Regions from separate parts of the Homo sapiens genome. Here region 2 is linked to region 1. The links are chromatin loops, found by intact Hi-C in ENCODE. Cell type or tissue: heart left ventricle. All regions are shown on one strand. Each heading gives the region's core, and the rest is flanking DNA. Links, peaks and the distances in the headings are about the cores only. Region 1 has its middle 38 kb from the start of KCNA10. Region 2 holds the start of KCNA2 (potassium voltage-gated channel subfamily A member 2).

Evidence for each region. A loop is a pair of places that touch in the nucleus more often than their neighbours do. Peaks named below come from ENCODE experiments on the same cell type or tissue, not always from the same donor. Only the 100,000 strongest peaks of a DNase experiment are listed, where the experiment ranks them.
Region 2: a loop joins it to region 1, with 4 times the contacts of the local background. A loop is called at or near these places in 82 of 110 quality-filtered maps.

Annotation. Positions count from the first base shown.
Region 1 is chr1:110,551,058-110,563,777 of GRCh38, forward strand. No RefSeq gene overlaps it. Among named protein-coding and RNA genes, the nearest start is that of KCNA10, 38 kb to the left of the region's middle. RefSeq lists a silencer at 4,452-4,611. In heart left ventricle, for the core only: CTCF peaks have their summits at 4,360 (motif pointing right) and 4,583; DNase peaks (open chromatin) are centred at 4,514 and 5,264; H3K4me3 peaks cover 902 bases; H3K27me3 peaks cover 2,401 bases.
Region 2 is chr1:110,603,190-110,614,152 of GRCh38, forward strand. It overlaps KCNA2 (potassium voltage-gated channel subfamily A member 2), which reads right to left and starts at 3,169. Exons shown (of 3, transcript NM_004974.4): 1 at 3,039-3,169; 2 at 2,202-2,533; 3 at 1-1,756. The coding sequence starts at 1,593. The coding sequence ends at 94. In heart left ventricle, for the core only: no CTCF peak of the experiment used is centred there; DNase peaks (open chromatin) are centred at 3,322, 3,731, 4,502 and 4,831; H3K4me3 peaks cover 2,066 bases; H3K27me3 peaks cover 7,790 bases.

The sequences.
Region 1 (12,720 bases), core at 1-8,000:
ACATGTTCAAAGTCCTTTTCCATGTCCCTAAACTCACCTGTCAAGCAGACCGCAGGATAGGAGGCAGATGGGAGACTACAAAGTTTTGTCTGGCCATCACCATCCTGGCCCCACCTGCTTGATGTGGCTGACAGGTGATCCTGAGATGTGCTCTCCTCGGCAGGGGATCTGGAGGAGGGGAAGAAGCAACATCAATTTCTACCATATGCTTTTTATTTTCTAAGAAATTAAGCACAATTTCTTCTTCCCAGTGAATTTCTTTAACAAGGATATTTTAAAGCCTTGGAAAACATTCTTGTCCTAGTTTAATTGTATAAAGACTTTCTGTGCTGGAAGGGAAAGCTGAGAGAGAGAAAGAGACAGAAGAGAGAGAGAGGAGGGAGAGATGGGAAGAGTAAGGTGGGAGAGTGGAAGCAAGGAGAAAAGATGGGGAAGAGGGAGTGGGAGGGAGGAGGAGGGAGAAAGGAGAGAGAATACATTAAGGAAATTACAGAGTACCTCTTTCCTTGAATGAATGTTCTCTCCCAATTTCCTTCTCTCCCAGTTGGCTGCCACCCCCAGCTCACCTTGCAGAGATTAATCACCTGAGGTCTCAGGGGAAGGAGCCCATGGCATTTTCTCCAGTGTCACATTCCCTTTGGTTCCAGCCCTCAGTGCCTGCTGATCTGTGAGGCTTCTTTGATGATGGGGCATCTTCCGTGGGGACATCTGAGGCAGGTAGGGCAAAAAAAGGCCCTAGTGGACTCAGGAGCTTGAACTGTGGTGCCCAGGCTGGGGTAATTGTGCCCAGTTGAAGAGTCTATGGTTGGGAGATGCCCAGGGATCTCTCAGCTCCACATCTTCAACCCTTTCCCGGCACTTCCCTCATGAGAGTGGGACCTGACCAGCTGTCTGACCTCAGTGTCTCTCTTTAACCCCACCCATTGCCTGAGCTCCTCCTCAGTCTTCCTGTCATTCTGACCTCAGCCTGAGGGGTTCTTGTGGCTCCACCCTGGCCAGTGAAGTTGGCCCCCACTTATGGAAGAACAGATGCACTGAAGGTGGGGACTGAGGAGCACTCCATAGAATTTTTATCTTCTTCTGAGATGACGCTTGAATTTCCGTCTACTATCTCCTAGAAATCCCTGCTTCTGAGGAAGAAAGTTGGGGAAACTGAGGCAATTATGAGACATCCATTATACATCAGAAACACTCTGTGATGCCTTATTCCTTTGGCTAACAGGCAAGAGGGAGTGGCCAGAAGCCTCCTATTTTGGCCTCTTGTCAGCATTGAGTGGACACCTCTCTGTCCTTCCAAACCAGAGTGTCAGAAGGTCCCTAAGTCACCCTCAAGCAGGAACAGGGCCCCATGATGTCCTGATGTCACATTTGCCTTGCCTTTAGTGCCTCTGAGGACAGATGGAGAACTGGGTCAGGGGAGGGCAGAAAGGAGGAAAGCATTGGGAAAATCTACCAGACGGGAGCTCTGTGAGGGCAGGGACGGTGCCCTAGTTATCGATAGACCCTCGGCTCTGAGCAGCACCTGGCAGAAAGAGCATGCATAAGGACGGTTGACAATCCAGTGACTGCCCAAGAACTTGGTTTGCTTAATCTGAAAAATTTGAGACCTTGGTCTGCTTATCTGAAAAACCTTTGTGTCTCATCTGTTACTTTCTCTGACTTCATAGAACAGAGTTGTTCTGAAGAGGAGTTATTTGCCTAAAGCTCTGGGGTGGAGTTTGAAAATTAGCACCATACTTGTTTGGAAAAGTGAGAGTTTGTTTATTCAACAAGCATGTATTCTGTATTTGCTTTATGCTATTAGGTAGAGTGAGAAGTGCTAGGGTTAAATGACCAGGAAGAAAAACAGGGTTCTTGGAGCTGTGAAGTTTATAGTCTAGACGGGGCACAGAATTTGGCCAAATAATCTTGCAGATGGATAATTTCAGACTGGGATGAGTGTTTTGAAGGCGAAGTTCAGGAGGCTGAGAGAAAGTTTAGCAGGGAGAACAGGGGGCCCTGGTCTATTGTGGATTCCTTTCCTAAGGGAGTGATGTTTGAGAGGGGTGGTGAAGCAGACTGCAGTGGAGAAGAGAATTCCAGGTGGAGGGTACATCACATCAGGGGCTCCTCAGTGAAGGTGGCCTGGGAAGTGCTAAGGAGGCTAGTGTGGCTGGAAGGCAGAGACTGAGGGAGAAACAATACACAGTGGTGTGGCTGAAGAGGTGGGGAAGAGGCAGAAGGCACAGGCCCTTGCAGGCTGCAGACAGTATGGATTATGTCCTAGAAGAACAGGAAGCCATTCAAGGGTTAGAAGTAGGAGGGTGACGTGGTCAGCACTTTGACTTGGAGTGGATGATGGTTGGGAAGAGGGAAGGGTGCACACCGGTGACCAGTTGTAAGGCCAATGCAATGGCTCCCATAGTGATGGTGTCAGTGGAGATGTAGGAAGATGAATTAATTTGAGAATTATTTAGGAGATAAATGGATAGGCTTTGAGAATGAGATGGATTGCATGAAGGATGAATGATTCCTAGTATAGAAAACCCGTCCACCAATCACTGTGCAAAGGGTTTTAGAGAAGGTGAGTATATCAGTGAGGATGCTTTCTGTTGTAATAGAAAACCCAGCCCCGGAGGAAAAATGGCTCCAATGTTGGCTAAGTTAGCAGCTGTACAATGTAATGAAAGAAACAGGCTCTTTCCAGTTTTCCATTCTGCTTAGGGGTTTTGTCCTCAAACTATCCCCTCACTCTGGAAAGATAACTGCTGAAGTTCTGGACATCATGCCCAGTCATGAGTTATCTGAGTAAATAAGAGGGAGTGTATTTCTTTTTCTCTAAAACAATTTTTATTTTTTGAGACAGAGTCTCACTCTGCTGCCCAGGCTGGAGTGCAGTGGTGCGATCATGGCTCACTGCAGCCCTCACCTTCTTGGGCTCAGGTGATCCTCCCACCTCAGCCTCCTGAGTAGCTGGAACCACAGGCATGCACCACCACACCTGGCTAATTATATATATATATATTTTTTTTTTAATTAATTAATTTTTTTTTGTAGGGACAAGTTTTCGCCATGCTGCCCAGGCTGTTCTCAAACTCATAGGCTCAAGTGATCCACCTGCCTCGGACTCCCAAAGTGCTGGGATTACAGGCCCAAGCTACCTTGCCTGGCCTGTATCTGTTTTAAAGTAACCTTTCCTAATCCCCACCCCTCTCCACAAACTTCCCTTCCTGTTTCCTTGGCCCAAACTGGTTCACATCATGATTGCTGAATAAATAGCTGGCAAGGAAATGGAATTACCACAACTGGCTAAGATAAATCAGAATTAATATCACATTCTGTGATTAAGAGATAGTTTAACAAAACTGGAATTCTCTCACCAAGAAAGGCAAGGGAAACGAATTTTGGGAGGGCAACTGAGTGTCTATTAATTAGGGATCATTTTCCAAAATCCTCCCAAGGAGAAGCAGACAGGGAGAAACGTCTTTGAGCTGTCCTTCTGAGAGGAGGGTGGCCTGCTCTAGGTTGGAGACTGGGGCTCAGGCATTAATCCAGGCCTTTTCTTTAAGTCTAAGGTTATTGAATCTTGGAGCAGGAGAAGACCTTATGAACTTCTAAATCAGTGGTTCTTAAATCTGGCTGGATGTCCGAGTAAATTGGGGAGGGTGTTAAAATACAAATTCCCAGCCTCTACAACCATCATCTGAATCAGAATCCCAGGAGGTGGAGGTCTAGGAATCTGGATTACTAAAGAGCTTACAGGCATTTTGGATACTGATGGTCTAGTACCTAGGAACCACAAATCCATCCCCCACATTTAAGAGATGGGGAGAGAGAAACCCAGAGAGGGAACTTAATTTACCCAAGTTCATCTAGAGAATTGGTCGACCCAGTGCGGAGAGAACCTTCCTGGGAGGACCTGCCTGAGGACCCCGTCTTCTGGGTACCCTTATGTAGGGGGAGGGAACTGTGCAGGAGCAGCAGGGCTGGAAGCCCCATGTGCCTGGATCAGCAGCCCCCGCACGGTGGGCTAGGTCTTTGCCTGTGTTGGGATGGGGACCTGTAACCATGACCACCACACATTAGTCTGAACCTTAGCAAACCTCACCACATTCAACCCTGAAATAACCCTGGGCTTAGGAATCAGCATTCCCGTTGTAGAGATCGGTGGACCGATGCTCTCAGAGGCTTCCACAAGCGTTTGTATTGTTTGGGGCGGTCGGAACTCAGCGCTGCGGAAGCCGGTGTATCTGAGTCTCTCCACGTGGCTCTACTTTTCTGCAGCCCTGTAGAAATAAACCTGGGTCCTCGCTCCCTGGCCTGGGGAAGGAGGTCTGCAGGGGTCTGTGGGGGCCCTGGAGGCGCCTTCCCAGCTGCACAGGCTCAGTCGGACCAGCAGAGGTCACTGCGTGGGAAAGAGTGGGGCGCCAACCCGCGCAGAGCCCAGCCGGCGACCGCCCCCGCGTCCCCGCGGAGCTCCCTGCCTTCTGCCGCAGTCCTCCGAGGGCTGGGCTTCTGGGGCAGGTCATGGCTATTGCAACCAAAGGGAGGCCCGGGTGCCAGTGGGCGGCCGCCGCGGTGTGGAGGGCGCCAGGGCGGTACGGCGCAGCGGGCCGCACTCTTGGGACGCCCCGCCTGCTCTGCGGAGCCTGCCTGGGATGCCCTTTCCTGGTCACGGACTCCGCCGGCAGCCGGGGCGGGACGGACCAGAGGCTACCAACTGGGGGCTTCTGCTGCCTGGGACACGGGGATCCACATTGCCGTCCGAATCCCATCGCCAAAGCCTGTATGTGCAGCCGAGTGGGAGAGTGGCTTAGGTACTGAGTTTTAGGGCAAGCATACCCCAGACCACGAGAAGAGACCAGCTTGCCTGGGCTTGAACCCTGCCCTTCCCCGCTGTAGCTGGGCACTGCTGGGCAAGTTATCCCACCTCCCTGCCTCTTGGGTTCCTCGCCTACACCGGAGAGTATGTGCCTGCCCCATGGGGTTGCCCCGAAGCTTCGTGAGTTTTATGAGTTTCTCTGTGTAAAGGCTTGGGCAGAGCATGGCACAGGGTCAGTGCTGCGTGTAAAGTGTTAACTATATTATTGTTAACCTTAGTGTCTTTTCAGTCCCATCTAAAGTCCTTAAAGGCAAAGTGAGGCTCCTTAAGTCAAGCTCAGGACAAGGCTACAGAGCCTTCAGTGTTCCTCATTGCAGCAGAGATGGGAGCCCTGAGCTCTCAGAGGCTGCTCTGATGGCTCCTCCACAAGCCAGGGCCAAATGCCCGCCCACTCCTGGGCCTCATGCCAGAGAATGGTCCTGACCCAGCACTCTCCCGCCCCTCTTTGTAGCTCAGTAAGATTCTGGAGTCTCACTTCCAGAGATGCTGTAAGCCCTTGGTGCCCCTCAGTGTCCTCCCAAGGGTCTGGACAAGCCCAAGAGGGGTCAGAGACTTTGCTGAGTAGTGCAGTGACGTCCCATGTACTCGGTCACATCCCTGTTTTCTGCAGATGGGCCTGGCCTCTGGTGCTGTCCTTAGGGGACTCTGCAGTTTCCTTCCTGCAGCTGTAGCTCCCCAGGCCTCCCTGGTGACTATGTCTACTGAAAGGGCTCTTTGTACATGGCCATCTGGGAAAACAGTGGCAGTTGGGGTGCCCCCGCAAGTGCCTGCCAGCATCTCCCAGCCCTTGGGTGACTGCAGACCACATTCCTGAGCTCCCACATGCTGCCGTTCTCGCCAGCACTGGGCTGCCCACTCCCTGGGTGGGGAGTCAGCAGGCCTGGGTTCTTGGGCAAGTCACTTTATCTCTCTGATCTTAGGATCTTCATTTGTAAGATAGAGATCATGATAGTTGTCCTGCCGGCCCCCTGCCAGAGGTTCTACAGAGGCTGTGCATACCAGCCTTTGATAGGAATAAAGGGCTAACGTAGGTTGCTGTAGTTGCTGTGATTGAGCTGTCATCAGGCGCTGCACTGGTCACTTCTGTAAGCAGCCAAGTGGTTGCCAAGCAGAAGGGTTTGGGGAGACACAGATGAAGGAAGACCTTGATCTTGGGGGATCTCCACCCCTCCTCATTTTATTGAAGAATCACAGTACACATTCCTGAGGGCATAGAAATATAAAAATATAGGCTTCAAGAAACCCATAAGCATGGTTTAAATATCCATCTATAAACACATAAATGTTTCAAAACAACAGCTGGAAATTCAAGTCCTCCAGGATTCTGAATTCCTCAAATTTAGGAGAAGGTAGTCTAGGAAGGTTTCCTGAAGGAAGAATCAGCTTTTTTTTTTTTTTTTTAAGGAAAGAGGTTTAAGGTGATGGTGATGATGATGGAGCTTCAGACCATGACAGCCAAATTTATAACCAGTGGAAAGTAGGAGAGATTTGGTGGTAGCTCTTGCCATATAGAGATCCTGAAAGAATAAGTGATGTGTAAGAAATAGTGAGCAGGTCTCCTTCCCGGGGCTGTCGAGTCAGAACTGAAGTTTAGATGGGAGGGTAAACAAACAGGTAGGTTGTCAAGACTGCATCAGCATAGGGCCCAGCTCAGTATGGCCCCTGGTCATAGGTCAGTTTTCCAGGGAAACAGGCTCTGAGACAGAGATTTGCATGCAGGAGGTTTGTAGGGGAGGGCGCTTGGTGTCATCATCTGTGGGATGGGGCAGAGGGGCAGGTTGTACAGTGATGCAGTTGCAGCAGAGGTCTCAGTTGATCTCACAAGGAGCTTTGGAGCTAGGATGGCCCTTAAGGCTGGGAAGCCAAGGCCTTTATGTCCTCTCATTGATCAGTTACTGGATGTGGGCTGCCCTTGGGGTACAACCTTAGGGGATGCTGCTCCCTTCAGTGGAGGGCAGTGCCTAGAGAGGGACTCAGCTGTGAGTTGTCGGCAGCGAACACTCCCAGCAGCTGTGGGAGTGTGTGGCTTCATTTTGAAGGGGAGGTCTGGGTGATGCCCCCATGATGGAGGCAGGGAAGGGCCCCCAGCAGAGTCTGATGCACCTTGCCAAACTCTGACACCAGTGCTGGCCCCTCAGATTCTTCTAGGGCAGGATGGTTTGATCCCTCTCTCTGATATACCCTTTTATAGAAAGTTAGAGGTAGAAGTGAGTTTTGAGATCATTTAATACAATCATCCTCAGCCTGGGAGAAGGATACATCTCAGAATCATCCAGGGCTTTTTCAAACCACTCACAGGAGCTTCTGATGTGCACTGACCTCTGCCATTCCACTAAGACTAAACTGTAAGCTCCTTGAGGTTGGGGTTCTCTCTGTCCTGCACAGTGGTGAAGGAATGTTTGGGGAAAGAATGAATGTGACCTTCGCCCTTGTCCTCAGCCTCATCTCTTGCCACTCACTCAGTTGTTTTCTACACTGCAGTTACTGTGACGTCCTTGCCTTTGCACAGGCTGTTCCCTCTGTTTGGAACTCCCCCATCCCCTTCCTTCCCCTTACTTGCTGCTGCTTGTCTTTCTGGATCCAGTTCAGTTATCACTTCTCCCCACCTCCTAGAATAGGTGTCCCTCTTCTGATTAAATGAGTTAATGCATGTACAGTGCTCACAACAGTGCCAGGCATGTGGGGAGCTCTAGATAGGTGTTAGCTTTCCCTGTGACTCCATTCTTTGGCACACTGTGCTGTGCATGATCCTAAAATGGATCATGCTTTGTTTCAATGGCTTGTTTACTTGTTTATGTACTCAGCAATCTGTAAGTTCTTGGCAAGCAGGTACCATGTTCCTTTATTTTTGTACCCATAGCATCTAGTACAGTGCCTGGCACATGGTAGGAGCTTAATAAATATGTGTGGAATGAGTGGGAGAAATAGGTGTCTAGGGATACATTTTGGCAAAATGTATTTTAAAGTTTTTTAATAAGGAACTAGTTGAGTGAGATTCACTGACAATGACCAGGTGTGGCATCATTGTTGCACAAAAAATACTGAATATTGGATGGATGAATTGATACATGGAGAGATGGGTGGATTGTTGATGGGACAGGCAGATAGGTAGACAGATAGATGAGCGGAGAAAGGGATTGATGGATGAACATTGCCATGTGTGGAAGAAGGCCAGAACTTGCCAGGGTCTGGGCAGGAGGGAAGGTAGATAGGAGAGGGCATTTACATTTCACAAAGGCCAAGCCAACTGGGCTTGAATTGGGGAGGGGCACCTGAAGAAAACCCTTCCCATCTTGCCCACTGAGGCCCCAGGAAATGCTGCTCCTGCATGTTCGTACCCACAGGGGAGGTGCTGGGGACCATTACTCATTCTGACACATCCCTGAGGTCAGTATAGAGGCAGCAGAATGGAGGTGCTGCAGGGTGCTGAGTCAGGGGAGGAGATGGGCTGTTGCCGAGTGGGGCTTTACTGGAGAAAGCCTGGGGACTTGGAGTCAGAGGCAATGATCTCTGTTCCTGAAGGGGGTTGACAGAGAACTCCCAAGGGGAATCAGGGCGAGTGAGATCACCTTGTGAGAGGGTGGAGGATCTGTCACCCCAGAGCGCATGGCTGAGTGCAGATCTGCATCAGGTTTAGGGAACTCTTGTTCTGGAAAAATCTGGCCTTCTTCTGCCTGTTAGGTAAGCAGGTACTTGGCCAGTTAAAGTCTGGCTGATAGGTGGGGCACGGTGCCTCATGCGTGTAATACCAGCACTTTGGGAGGCCAAGGTGGGAGGATCACCTGAAGTCAGGAGTTTGAGACCAGCCTGGCCAACATGGTGAAACCCCATCTCTACTAAAAACACAAAAATTAGCCAGGCGTGGTGGCACATGCCTGTAGTCCCAGCTACTCAAGAGGCTGAGGCAGGAGAATCGCTTGAACCTGAGAGATGGAGGTTGCAGTGAGCCAAGATCATGCCACTGCACTCCAGCCTGGGTGACAGAGCAAGACTCCACTTCAAAAAAATTCTAAAAAAAAAAAAGCCTGGCTGATAGGCAGAGGTTTGTCAACAGTCACTGGGGTCAGACAGTTGGGTCAGTCAGCTGGGTGGTGGGTAGGGGTGCGTTCTGAGTGCACTTGGTTGATGAGATGAGTACTAAAAAGCAAGGCAGGGTCCCTGCTTGGGGAGGCTCCACTGGTTTGTTCTTCAGGGGTTGGTACTGCACCCTTGCAGACAATTGGAAATTTGGGTAGGGAGTGGTGGTTGTAATAGTACAGCAGGGAGGGAATGGGGGAGGGGCAGTGCTGCATAAAAGGCCTGGGACCAGGGAAGCCAAGTGTCCTGCAGGAAGGCCAGTCCTGCACAGCCAAGAGTCATCTCACTCCAGAGGCAAGCAGCGCTCCTTTGAGAAATGCTGTGCTTACTCAAAGGGAACGTTGTCTGCTAACGATTTGCAAGGTCTCCAGCCTTGCTCTCCTCCACACACTCAGACCTCTAGGTCTGTCCTCTCTCCCTTCCCTGTCCTCTCCTCTGGAAGACATTAGAGTTGCCAACTTTGAAAGTTTGTGGAGGGCCATGAGCTCTCTCACAGGGAGGAAGGTGGCAAGCAAGTGAGAAGTAGCAACACCGTCTGCCTGTGGGTCTGGCTCCCTTTTGCAGTGAGAGGTTGGACCCCAGGGCTGAAGGAGGTGGGCTTCTGGAGGGCGCATGGGGGAGAAGCTTCCCATGTGCCCATCACTCAGGGCCTTGGGAACCTCCCAGCAGAACATCAGGCTCTGGGTGAGGCTCCCAGCTCAGCGATGAGCGGGGCGGCTACCCAGATGCTCCTGGGTCCAGCGAGGGCTTCCAGATCCTCCCATTCCCAACCCCATCTTGGTTCCTTCCCTCACCTCAGGACAGAGCTGTCATGTGCAGGCAGGCAGGTGGTGAGGGAGCCCCGCAGAGGCTGCTGCTCCCAACACCACATGTCCTGGAAGGACAAATGTAAAAATATAAAAAGCCTTTGGTCTTGGGGCCGGATCACATGGATCACATGGCTGGGTGGTCTGTCACTTTGGCTGTCGAGTTGTCGGTATCTAAGGTTGAGGTACTGGCTGCAGCCAGGGCTGGGAGAGAACTGGGTTTGGCAAAAATGACACTTCTGTCTGGAGAGCTCATTTTTGTGCGATCTCCTGGGGTGCCCTCCAGCCCCGTGGGGTAGGCTGGGGAGGTGCCACCCTCATGATTCATTTTCAAACAAGAAAATGAAGGCTCTGGTCTGTGCCTGGCTAGTGGTGCAGTGGCTCAGACCCAAGTCTTCTGACTCCTTGTCCAGTGCTCTCTCCTCTGCAGCACAATCCAGCTCTTTCCTTGCAGAGAAGAGCTGGCGATGCTCATCTGTGAGGAGGTAGAAGCTGACCCACAGGACGTTTCCTTGGGAATGTTTGTGGAGGTTTGTGTGGAAGAGGCCTGCCCATCAGGGCCAATTCTGGACTGGCACCCTGCAGGACTAGAGACAATATCCCAGAATCTTCTCAGAAGAAGCAGAGACCTATGCCAACAGCAGGTAGCTGAGTAGTTTGCAGGAACTTAGTGAAGCCCTGGCAGGCCCAGTCTCGGGGTGTCTGGGAGGCAGCCAATGAGGGAGAAGAGGGCTCAGCTGGGCTTGCTGAAGAGGGTCTGGGGCCACTGGACTTCTCTCCAATCACTCTGCTCACATCCCCCTCACCAGCACTGGGCACCCCAAGGAGTCAGAATGGAGTGTGGTGCTCAGGTCACCTGTGGTCCTCCTGATAGTGAGGATCCTGTACCCCTGGCTTCCTCAAGAACTCTGCTTAATGCCCATGGATTGCCGTGGGGGCTCCCCTGGGTCTCGGCTCGGCCCAGCAGCCTGGGCCAGGATGAAAGTGAAGCTGTCAATAATTCATGCTCCAGCTCCCCCTCACTTCCCTCGCTTGGCTGGTTGTAAATATTTCACGGGCTTCAAGGGGCAGAGATGGCCCAGCAGAGACTCCCAGATAGGGCTCGAGGAGGCCTCGCCCTTTCCCAGAGGCCCCCAACCATTCCCCTGGCAGGAAAGGAGCCCAGTCCCAGGCTTGGAGAGTGGTGGGTTGTCCAGAGCTACTACTGACTGGGATGGCCTTGCAGCCTCTGGTGAGGATTTGGGTGCTGGGCCACATGCTCTGCAGACTGGCTGGTTTAAGTGGCTGGTGTAGTGGATCCTGAGAAATGGAAGGAGTGCCGCTGCCTGCAGCCAGCCCTGGAGGTTGTTGTCAACTCCACTCTCTTCCTCATCTCCCACACTATGTCTTGGGTTTATCTTCTCCTCAACCTGCCCTCTCCATGTCACCTGCCTTGGTTCAGGCCTTGATCATCTTCCTGGACAATTGGCCCAGCCACTCTGTGACTCCACACAGCCTAAGGAATCTTTCTAAAACAAATCTGGCCCGGCTACTCCTTTGTTTCAGAGCCTCCACAAGCTCCAGGTTACCTTCAGGGGAAGATCCACTTGCCTCTTGCCAGTGCACAGGGCTTTGTATAACCTGGTCCCTGGGCCTTTCAGCTTCATTTTCCAGCCCCTGTGGCCTGCTCCCCAGTGCTGCAGTCAGCTCATTGTTCTCTGCAACCCTAAGCTCTCTCCCACCTTCCAGCCTCTGTTTTAGTTGCACCTCTGCCAGGAGGTGGTGGGGACACCAATCTCTGGGCTGTGTGCATCTCTAAGCTGTTCTAGGGGTCACTCAGCTGCTTTGGGACCAGGCCTATAGAATGTCAAGGTGAGACACTTGACAGATTTGGGTCCAATTTCCAGCTCTACTAATTGCTTATCTGTCATTGTGACTGGTGTCATATTCTTCTGTACCTTGGTATGCGTATCTGTAAAGTGGGAATAGTAATTCTTACCTCAGAGGAGAGTTGTGAGGCTTGGAAGTAAGGCCTATAAAGTACAGAGCCCAGTCCATGATGCAGAATAAGTGCCCCAGCCATGCCAGCTGCTACTGTTATTATGCCCTCTTTGGATTTGGGGCTGCGGAATTTCCTTCAAGGAGGTAGAAACTGAGATTATTATGTAGAACAGGAAGAAATAAAACAACAGAGGGGTACCAGGAACCTTCAGAGAGTTCTTCTGGTAAGTAGTGTAAGTAGTAGACCTGAGAGGCCCCAGGGAAAGTGAGAGAAAGAGGAACATCCATTATAAGGGCGCATTATGGAGGACACTGCTGTGGGGAATGCGAGCTAGATCCCACCAAGATGGTCTGGGGAGAACATAGAATGCATCTCACAATGGTCCATCTGAGCATCAGCCTAAAGGAGGATTTCTGCATTGGCATCTCCACCCCATTGGTTGAGGGTTACCACCAAGGTATTGGTTTCCTGAACTTATGGATTACACAGGCACGTGTGCTGAGCAAGTTCCCACGTGTATCCACAGTTGCACAGAAAGACTTTTTTGAGGAATTACTTAGGCAAGTTCAAAGCCACTTGGAGCTGTGGCTGGGAGACAGAAGAGAAGAGCAAAAGAGCAGGGAACGTACCATGAGACTAAGGCTGAGGCTCATGGAGGAGGAGACTGTGTGGTGGGAGTGGGAGCTGTGACTTTCTCCCTGACTGACCGACCTACCTACCCTACCTACAAACCTTCCCTCCCTCCCTCCCTCCCTTCCTTCCTTCTTTTTTTTTGAGACGGAGTCTTGCACTGTTGCCTGGGCTGGATTGCAGTGGCGTGATCTTGGCTGACTGCAACCTCCGCCTCCTGGGTTCAAGCGATTCTCCTGCCTCAGCCTCCCAAGTAGCTGGGATTACAGGTGCCTGCCACCATGCCCAGCTAATTTTTTGTATTTTCAGTAGAGACGAGGTTTCGCTATGTTGGCCAGGCTGGTCTCAAACTCCTGACCTCGTGA
Region 2 (10,963 bases), core at 1-8,000, 52 kb after region 1:
ATACACACTGTAGAACACACTGACTACAATGCAGGCTATTATGCAACATCTGCATTAGTTCCATTGAGCTGTGAGTACGGTAATAGGTTTCAATCAGACATCAGTTAACATTTTGGTAATATTCACATAGTTTGTGTTAGCCAAGGTACAGTTGGCTGTTTTCAAGTTTTCCTCTCTAAAGTCCTCATTACTGTTATTTACACCCTCCTGGATCTCCATGTAATCAGACTTACTAATGGTAGAGGCACTTCTACTTTTCTTTAGGTCAGGGGAGGATGGGATCTTTGGACAGCTTGTCACTTGCAAGTATTGGGCCTGTTCCTCTCCCTCTGTCTCCCGGTGGTAGAAGTAGTTGAAATTGGACACAATGACAGGGACCGGTAAGGCAATAGTTAACACACCTGCAATCGCACATAGGGAACCCACTATCTTTCCCCCAATGGTAGTCGGAACCATGTCTCCATAGCCTACAGTTGTCATGGAGACGACTGCCCACCAGAAGGCATCTGGGATGCTGGGGAACTGGGACTCTCGCTCATCGGCCTCTGCAAAATACACAGCACTAGAGAAAAGGATGACCCCTATGAAGAGAAAGAATATCAGGAGGCCCAATTCTCTCATGCTGGCTTTGAGGGTCTGACCTAGAATCTGGAGACCTTTGGAGTGTCTGGACAACTTGAAAATCCTAAAGACTCTTACCAACCGGATGACACGGAGGATGGCCAGTGACATGGCCTGCTGGCCTTGCTGAGCGTCCTCTGGCTTCTCAGCCAACTCTGTCCCCAGGGTGATGAAGTAGGGGATGATGGCCACAATGTCAATGATGTTCATGATGTTGGTGAAGAAGCCGGCTTTGCTGGGACAGGCAAAGAACCTCACCAAGAATTCAAAGGAGAACCAGATGATGCAGAGTGTCTCTACAATGAAGAAAGGGTCTGTGAAGGAAGTGGACTGCTGGTACCCGATGGTGCTGTTGGAATAGGTGTGGAAGGTCACCCCACTACCATGCATGTCTTCATTCTCATCCCGGAAGATGGGCAATGTTTCCAGACAGAAGCTGACAATTGAGATCAGAATCACCATGACAGACACAATAGCTATAATCCTGGCAGGCCCTGAGCTCTCTGGGTATTCAAAGAGAAGCCACACTTGTCTCTGAAACTCATTTTCAGGCAGAGGACGCTCTTCCTCCTTGATGTAGCCTTCATCTTCCCGAAACATCTCCATCGCTTCTTCTCCCAGCTCATAAAACCGAATTTCTTCAGAGAATATATCTAAGGGCACATTCACAGGTCGCCTCAATCGGCCCCCTGACTGGTAGTAGTACAAAATGGCATCAAAGCTAGGGCGGTTCCGATCGAAAAAGTACTCATTTCGGAGGGGGTCAAAGTACCTCATTCGTTTCTTTGGGTCCCCTAAGAGGGTCTCTGGAAACTGGGCTAAGGTCTTTAGCTGGGTCTCAAACCGCAGCCCTGAGATGTTGATCACCACCCTCTCACAGCACTCGTGGTCTGCCTCTGGGTCATAGGTGTCCTGTGGGTGCCCAGGGAGGGCAGCAGCCTCGTCTGCTGGGTCTCCGGTGGCCACTGTCATAATTGGGACTGAGAGAAGCACCTCACGCTATGCCTTTCAGCTGCCTGGTGGCAGGGAGCTCAGGGTGCTGCTACTGGCCCCAGGAAGCACAGGAGCATTGGCCTGGTCTCCTGCAGGAGAGCCCCGAGAGCTCTCTGAGAGCTGGAGAGACAGCCTCGCTTGGCTGAAAGACAGAGGCAGTTATTGACATGAGGCTACTCAGCATTGGCAGCCTGACCTGGGTTGCCACTTTTTGTCTCCCATCTCTCAGCCAAGAGTTCAGACACATGATCACCACCACCACAACGACAAAGCAAAATTTACTTTCACCTTGTAACTTGTCTGGGGATCAGGGGGAGCAGGTAGCAATCTCTCCAGGAACCTCTGGAATGCCCTGCATTGGGGGAAGGTGGCTGGTACAGGCCCGCTTGTAGCACACAGGCTTCATGGAGCATAACCCCATGCTAATAGGTTAAAAGTGGACCCTCTCCCAGGTGCTGCACTAATGTCTCAGATACTCATACCCAGGGAGGTATTCATGGTTGGGGAGCTTGGGCCTGGGTCTTTCTCATTGGCCTCCACCCCAGTGATTCTACACAAGGCTGTTATTAAATGATAGATTGATTTACCTGACCAGAGACGTGAAGCTCTCTTCCTTGCAGAGCTGATCAGATGCTGCAGGAATCTGAGATGCACCAACAGGCAGCCCAACTCCTCATCACGTCTTCTCACTCGAGCTAGAAATAATGGTGAGTCATTCTGGGCAGAAGGGCAGACTCTGGGTCCTGGAGGTGAGCTCTAGGATTGGGCTGGGCTGGAGGGGCGGTGAGGTGCCTGGCCAGGGGCATGCGGGACTTGAAGACAGCCGAGCATGGGCCTGGAGCCTTTTGAAGGAAGGAGGCAAGATGCAAAGCTCAGCAAAAGCTGGAGTCCTGGCTGTCCTCAGGAGGTGTGACGTTGCCTGGAAAAAAACAGCAGCAAGGTGGAACCAGGGCATTTGAACCAGCTGGTGCCAAGATTTAGGAGGGTCTGGCAGCTTCCCTCATGGGAGGTAACAGGCCCCCATGCCCATCCTCTATTCTGATGCCAGGCCTGAGGACTATCCCTCAGCCTCCTTGCCTCTTCTGGGCAGGCTTCCCATCAGCTTGAAGCATTTTCTCCCAGGGAGCAAGACTCAGGCTTGGCTGGGCCTGCCTTCTCCAGGGGCCTCCCTGGGTTGATCCAGGTTGCTAGTCCCCAGCTGCTCTCAGGAAGGACTCTGGAAGAAGCACTCCTACCCCCACATGTCAGGACACAGCAGCTCCCAAGAGGAGGGCTTAGCTCACTGCAGCCTGTCTACAAGCTCTGACCTCAGCCAGTCCTGGAAAAGAAGCACCCCACCCCCCAGCACACACACTCCTTCAGAGCGCATCTAGGGAGACCCCACACAACAAAGTCTGCACTGTACGAAAACTGGATGAACTTACTCTCCCTCCGGGATCCCTGGGCCGCAGGCCTCCCTCTGAGCCGGGTGGCATTTGAGCTGGGCAGGCGCTCGACCACTGATTTCTCCCCCAAGAGAAAATCCCTCACATCTCCTCGGCAGGGAGCACAGAATAAACGCTCCGCCTGCCTAGCTGCGAGGCGGCTTGGCAGCAGCGAGAGGGGGAGCCTGGAGGAAGCCGGCTTCCGGACTGGCCCCCTGCCGACCCAATCCCGCCGGCCCCAGGGCGGGGAGGGGTCTGGGCCCTCTCCCCATCGCCCCGGGCTCCGGCCGGGATTCCGTTCGGCGCACTCAGCGCTCGCCTCCGCGCAGAGGACCAGACCCTCCCGCTGGCCGCGGCCGCTAGCGCCACCTTAACCCCCTCCTGCCCGCGCGGTCGGCTCCTGCTGCGGGCCCAAGCGCAGTTCAGCTCTTAAGCCCCCGGCGTCCAGCCGAGGGACCGCCGAGGCTCAGTGTCCAACCCAAAATCCCGGAACCTGATCTCTGGGGGTGGGGAGTAGCCTGCGCCAGGCTGCCGCCCCAGATCTCAGCTTCCTTTTAAGCGCGGGGGCTCGGCGGCAGCCCACGGCCCCAGCGAAGGGGAAAGCCCTCTCTGCAGCAAAGCCGTTTGTTATTCTGTGCCGAAGAGGCGAATGCAGCCCGGCCGTCCCAAGTGGTTCAGGTCCTACCAACCCGCGCTATTTACCAGACATGGTTATGCTGCCAGCTGCACTTCCCACCACCCACCAGCTCCTCTCCGTGCCCTCCGCCCCGCGCCACGCAAACCCCAGAGGGTCCCGAGCCCATTCTGTGCACTCTTCTTGAGCAGGGTGCAAGTTCCCCTTGATCTCCCCGGTCTGGGACCTGCCGAGCAGACGGCAGTGGTCGGCAAGGGCTTGCCGCCGCGGACTCAGCCCAAGCCTGCTGCGCTGCAGGCTGCGCCGCCGGGTGCCCCGCAGCCCCTCTGGGCGCCGCAGCCGGGCAGGGAAGGCAGCACGCGCCGCGCAACGCCCCGACACGGATTTACCCTTCCGGATGGGCACCGGGGCCTCCATGTTCCTAGGTTACGGCCAGCGCCGGCAGAACCCCGGCAGCGGGCGGCGGCGGGGTGCGGGCGGCCAGCCGGGAGCCGGCTCTGCAGTCCCGCGGGCGGCGCGTACGGAGCTCCCGGCCGCCGCCCGCAGCCGCACCGCGCCACGCAGCGCCGCACCTGGCTCGACGGCGAACTCGAATTAAAGGGGCCGGCGGGGGCCGGGGCCGGGGCCGGGGCGACAAGCTGCCCTCCGCCGCCACCGAGCTCGTCACCTCGTTGGGCCCCCGGGCCTCAGCCCCCGCCCCGCGAGGAAAACATTCTTTGGCAGAGCCCGACTTACTAACCAGAACCTCCAGGAGAGCTCAGCTGGGTGCTGCCGGGCCGGGGAGATGGGGGAGGGCAGAAGTTGAGGGGCACTGGTGAGAGGCTCCTGCCAACGTAATGAAGTAGGCAAGGAGGAGATAATCAATAGCAGCTACCCCAGGCCCACAGCGGGATCCAGCCCCGGGAGAGACGTGTTGCTATTATTGTGGTGCCTCCAGACAGGATCTGCAGACCCCTTTCTTGCCCTTTCTCCCGCCAGCGCGACCCCTTCTCCAGATCGGCTTCCCACCTCCCTGTTACCCAGCAAAGATTTGGCTTCGCAGGGAAATGCAGCAGGTGCGGTCCGCAGTGTGGCAGAAACTCTTCTGCTGTGTTCGCCCCCACCGAGAGGAGCCGCAGGAACAGGCAGCACTGCAGGGCTGGCCCTCTCCACTCCCCGACTCCCTCCCCCAGGGCCCGGGCAGGGAAGGCTGGGGGACACGCCGCTGCCCTTGGGAATGGTCAGCTACTCACAAAACGGGCCCTCTGGCAGAACTTGCAAAGCCAGGTGGCCCACAGGGCTCTGAACTTAGGAGTGCAGCTTACAGCACCCTAGGTGGGCAGACGAGGATGCCCTTTGCTTTCGGGAAATGTGTGTGGGAGGCACAGCCTACTTTCTGCCTAGATAGGGCATCCGAGAAGGTCCAGGGTGCTTTTGGGAGGCAGACGACAGCCTCAAGCCCCTGCTAGTTCTGTTCTCCAGGTCCCTGTCAGGGTCACCTAGACAGGTGTGCCAAACAGTGGTGGTTCCTTGAGATAAGACTGCGGTAGACACGGAGCTCTGGATTCAGATGGGCTCTAGCACCAGGAAGTCCCCACTGGGCCCTCCCCCCTACCCTCCGGCCGGGAAACCCTCCTCTCTATGCGTGTACCTCGTGGGGAGAGCCCTGAAAGCCCATGAAGCGGGACTCCGGATTCTGGCGTTTCATCGTGGTAGTCTGTGAGGTGTGGTTGAAGACTGGGAGCCTGCCTAGAGCTGCAGGGGGTGGTCTGGGAGGGCAGTGACCTCCGTGGGCCCAAAGGATGACAGATGACTATAGAGAAGGGCTGGTATGGTTTAGAGCACCTTGAACCTGGCCTGTTAGTGTCCCAGTCAGTGAACGGCTTGGGTGTTTTGGAGGCAGTCAGATGGAAACGTAACTCCCTAACAGTTACTAGATAAGTTATTTCACTTCTCTGGGCACCAGTGCCCTCCTCTGAAAAATCAGGATGCCCCTAAGGGTGTGGTGAGGTTTTAATTGTTGAATGAGTTTAGCATCCAGCAGACACTGAATGCATGATGATTTCGCTGCTCTGCTTCCTTGTGAAACTCTCCTCATAGCTCTTAGCTTCCAGCTTAGCTCTGGGGTGTTTCTCTAGGCTCCCAATCACCAGGTCCTTGTTGCCCCATTCCCTCTGCTTCCCAGATTGCCCCGCCCTTTACTTTCCTTGAGATCTCACCATTCCCACCCCTCTACCAAATTGACCTCCAGTTCCCTTCCCTATATACTCCTTCTGAAAGCCTCCCCTGACCAGCACCAAGGGGCTCTGTTTCTCCTATTTGGCACACTGGGTTCTCGTGTCATTTAAAGTCAGATAATCCTGTGTGGCCAAAGTCAGATACTCTATCCATCTGATCATATGTATACATTTCCTTTGCCTTCCTTCTTGAAAACAGAAGCTGTGGACAGAGAAAAGCCCTTGAAGGAAAATCAATCGTCATAATTGGTGACATGGGCTTACCATGTGTCAGACCCTGTGCTAAGCACTTCTTACCCAGGGCAACATTTAATTCTCACAGCCCTAGAAGTCAATGTATACATTAGTACCATTTCATTGGAAAGGAAATGGAGGCAGTGAGAGGTGAAATCACCTGCCTGAGGTTAATAAATGGTGACTCTAGGACTGGAATTAGGTCTTTGTGATTCTAGGACATGTGCCCTTAGCCCCCACACCACACTGTGCAGGTGGAATGAGCAGCTCTTGAATTTCATTTCCCTCTTTGAGATCTTCCTCTGACCTCTGCTTCTATTTTGTGACTTGGCCTCAGGGGTATGTTGTCCTGTCTCTATCCTTTAAACTTAAATGTGAACAATGACAAAAAAAGAAATTAACTAAAGAAGGGGGAAAAAAAAGAACCATCATAACAGTTGTTTAGGCACATTTCAGGGCTTCTGCCCTGAAAAGTGTCTGTCAGTACCTTGGTTTGGCAGTGCTGTATAGGAAAAGAACACAGGCCGTATTCCCGGCACTAACACTTGCTAGCTGTATGAACTTGAGCAAGTTACTGACACTCTCTGAGCCTCCTACTGTTCGTTTCCTAGTTGGTCGAATGGGAGAGCAAAGCTACTTTACAGGGTAGTAAGGACAAAATTAGCTATAAAGAATGGACAGCCAGCTAACTTAACTGAGCCCCCTTTCCAGTTCTATGGTGGGCTCCATTTCTTATTTTTGGCCACACAATAGCAGCCAGAGTGTCCTTTGATCCTTTCCCTGGGGCATGGTGAAAATCCCCAAAGACCACTCCCTTCCCTTTGGTTTGGTTTCCTGCTTGAGAGCCAGGCCCTGCCTTCAGCAGAGGGAAGGGCTGTGGTGGCTGTCACAGTGAGTGACTGGTGACTACAGTCATCTTAAAAGAAGAGTTTATGACTGTGTATGCATACACACCCACACCCACACAGAGGGACTGGAGGGAGAATCTCTTAGTTCTTCCCATTTGTGAATCTTCTCAGGTGTCACTCCCAGGGAACCAGCTCCCCTTCCTGGCATGACTGCTGCCTCTGCTTGATGCTCCCCACCAGCCCATCCACCCATGTGCTGGCACAGTCCCCACTCACTCACAGGTAGGCAGGGCAGGAGGACACTGGGCTGACAGCCCTCCAGAGATCATTTGATTTAATCCTTGCAACCAGCCAGTGGGAAAGATATCATTGTCTCTGTTTTACAGATGAAGATACTGAAGCTCAGAGAGGACCAAGGTAATTTAGCTGGTTAGTAGTGAGGCTGGAACAGATCAAGACTGTGTGACTTTATAAGTCACCATGCCATTCTACTGCCCACTTTTACTGTTAGCTCAGTGCCAGGCCTCTGGGCTCAATTTCTGGTCTCAGGAACAGAGATTCCCCAGGGGTCGTCTCTCCTGGAGGCAACCTGACCTCACAGGCAATCTGGTTTAGAAGGGAGTTGGTGCTGGTGATTAACTGTTCATACCTTAACTGAGGGACTTGAGGCAGTGGTGGTGCAAGAGTCAGGACCCAAAGGCTCCCAAAGGGGAGGACAAGGCAAGGCATCTGACCAGGGCCGTGGTCTGTGCGACCCAAGCTCACTCACTTGACCTTTCTGAGTAGCAGTTTACTTATAAAATAGGTAGGACACTAGCCCCGCCCACCCCCTTGCTTCATAGGGCTTAAAGACAGAATGAGGAAGGAAGGAAGGAAGGAAGGAAGGAAGGAAGGAAGGAAGGAAGGAAGGAAAGGGACCTTCATTGTTAGTGTGTGTTAACATCTCATTGGTTAGGACTACAGAGGATAATACCCATGGAGGTGCATGGAGAAGCAAAGCCTGGTCAGTGTGGAACAGGACTCTGTTAATGTCACTGTTGTTGCTGATGTTGTGTTGTGCATCTGCCTGACATTTGAGAACTTCCCTTGGAAGTGGCATGGGCCTCCACTCCAGCCCACTACTTACCTCCAAAGTCAAGGTCAGCCTCCTGCAGGAAGGCTTCTCAGATTAACTTCAGCTGCCTCTAAGGGGCCCCTTCATGGAGGCCTGGGCCTTGGCTCCTGTCTTGAATGAGCTGCTACACACTCATCCCACCGCAATACTGGCTAAATAAAAGAATATGTTCTTTTATTACAAGGTGGCTCATGCCTATAATCCCAGTAATTTGGGAGGCTGAGGTGGGAGGATTGCTTGAGGCCAGGAATTCAATATCAGCCTAGGCAACATAAGGCTCCACCTCTAAAATTTTTTTTTTAATTAGCTGGGCATAATAGCATGTCCCTGTAGTTCCAGCTACTCGGGAGGCTAAGTTGAGAGGATCATTTGAGCCCAGGAGTTTGAGGCTGCAGTGAGCCATGATTGTGCCACTGCACTCCAGCCTGGCAGACAGAGCAAGATCCTGTCTTGAAAAAAAAAAAAAAGGCTGGGTATAGTGGTCCATGCCTGTAATTCTAACACTCTGGGAGGTTGAGGAAAGTGGATTGTTTGAGCCCAGGAATTTGAGAACAGCCTGGGCAACACGGTGAAACTCCATCTCTACAAAAAATACAAAAATTAGCCAGCACGGTGGTGCATGCCTGTAGACCCAGCTACTCAGGAGGCTTAGGTAGGCGGATCAGCTGAGCCCCAGCGCGGTGGAGGTTGCAGTGAGCTGAGATTGCACCACTGCACGACAGTCTGGGTGACAGGGTGAGAACCTGTCTCAAATAAATAAATAAATAAAATAAAAGAACATGTTAAGGAATGGCTAATGAGGGTAGTCCCTCCCTCATGGTTTGGAGCTGCTGCTCTGGTTCAAGCAGTGTGCTCGTTGTCTTACCATGAGGCCCCCTGCTGCTAATACTCAAAGGCAGTACAGCAAGGTGGTGGAAGTACAGTCACGCGTCACCTAACGATGGAGACACATCCTGAGAAATGTGTCAGGTGATCTCATCGTTGTGCAAACATCGTAGAGTGTACTTACACAAACGTAGATGGCATAGCCTGCCACACACCCAGGCTGTATGGTAGAGCCTTTTGCCCTAGGCTACAAACCTGTACAGCATGTTACTGTGCTGAATAGTGTAGGTGATTGTAACACACTGGTAACAACATTCACCCAGTTGCCCAAACCAGAAGCCTGGATGTCCTTATCAACTGTCTTCTTCCTCCTTCACCCGACACACTCCACATGCAGCCAATCACTTGGCCTTGGTGTCTGTTTGCTTCTCTCTGATTCCCTCTCCCTCCCCACGCCGCCCTGGTTCAAGCCACCAGCAGGCACAGTCTGGGTCACTGCAACCCCTGTTGGTCCTGTCTTCAGACTTGTTCCCCTCTGGTCTCTTCTCCCCACAGTTGCTATAGAGACCCCACTAAAGTGCAGGTAGGATCTATCACCTCTTCAACTACTCATTGGTGCCCTATTGCTAGGATCAACCTGCATTTCCTAAAAAGCGAGCAAAGCCTTTCATGATCTGATGTTCCCCTGTCTTCCCTCTAAACCTCCATCCTGGAAGTCCACACTGGCATCACATTAAACTGCCTCGAAAGCTCTAACTGGCTTAAAACAGACAGGTCAGGTTAAGACTTGAAGTCAGACAGGCCTGGGGTGGAGCCCCTCCTCCACTGCTTGCCATTCACATGACCTTAGGTGGGGTGTTTTTCCTCTCTGAGTCTCAGGTTCCAATCTGTAAAATGGGATTAATAATGCCCAATGCTTGCTCTGAGGATTAAATGAGATAGTGGGCACAAGGTATTTATCTCAGTGACTTCCAGGAAGGTGTCAAGAAACGTGAGCTTCCAGATGGCTCCAGGTGTTTCTGCTTTGACTCCAGCAGCCCCCTGGCCAGAATGCCCTACCTTCCTCCTTCCCTGTCACTTCAATGACTTCTTCTGACACTCAACTTATGTCACATCCTCCACGAAGCCTTTCTTAACCCTCTTCCTGGTCTCCACCCACCAACAATATGCTCCGGACACAGACCTGTCACACCAGGTCCTGAGGGGCCTGTGTCCATCTGCACGCAGTCTTCCACTAGGTGGAAGCACCCTGAGGGCAGGGCCATGTCTCTTCTGCCCTTGCATACTGGTATCTGCTCCAGGCTGGGCACAAAGAAGCTGCCCTGGCAGTGTTTGTGAACCAGCAAACACCAGCAGATGCACAGCCTCTATGGTGCCCACAGCTTAACTGCCTCTCCTTGCCTTTCAGCCCTAGACTTGGTGTCCTTAGAGGGCCCTCACTTCTGAAGAAACTTGAGTTGCCACAGGGCCAGCCAGGGGCTATTTCTGACTCCTGCCCAAGAGGCTGAGAGGGGTCAAGAGGGAAGACCAGCCTTGCACCAGTCACTACTACCAGGAGGAGGATGCACCAGGCAACCCCTGTATCAGAGGATAGCAGGGCAGGGAGGAGGGTTTCCCAGAGCTGGTGGCTCCCTCTCTATTTTATAGAGAGCTTAAGCATCTTGTTCAGGGTCACCCAGCCAGTCCAGGCAAGAACCACGGTTTGAACTCAGGCACTGTGGCTCCAGAATTCATGCTCCTATCCATCCTGCTGTGCTGTTCTCATAGAGTGGGTATACTGTGGGCTGGACCTCGTCCTGTCCACTAGTCACTCTGTGCTTTAAGCTCTCCTAAGGACCCGTGGTCTTCCAGCTTCTGCTCACACGTGCTTATTGCCTCCTACCAAGGATCATTCCAACTTTGGACAGAGCTAACTTTTCAATTGCCTTTTGTGGACCTGGAATTATCCTTCTTGAAGCTTTCACTCAGGCGTCCCACCTGTGGCCATAGAGAGCAATTCTTCCTCCCCTCCCCTGCACCTTGCAGAGATCAGCACTTTACAAAGTTGAAAACAG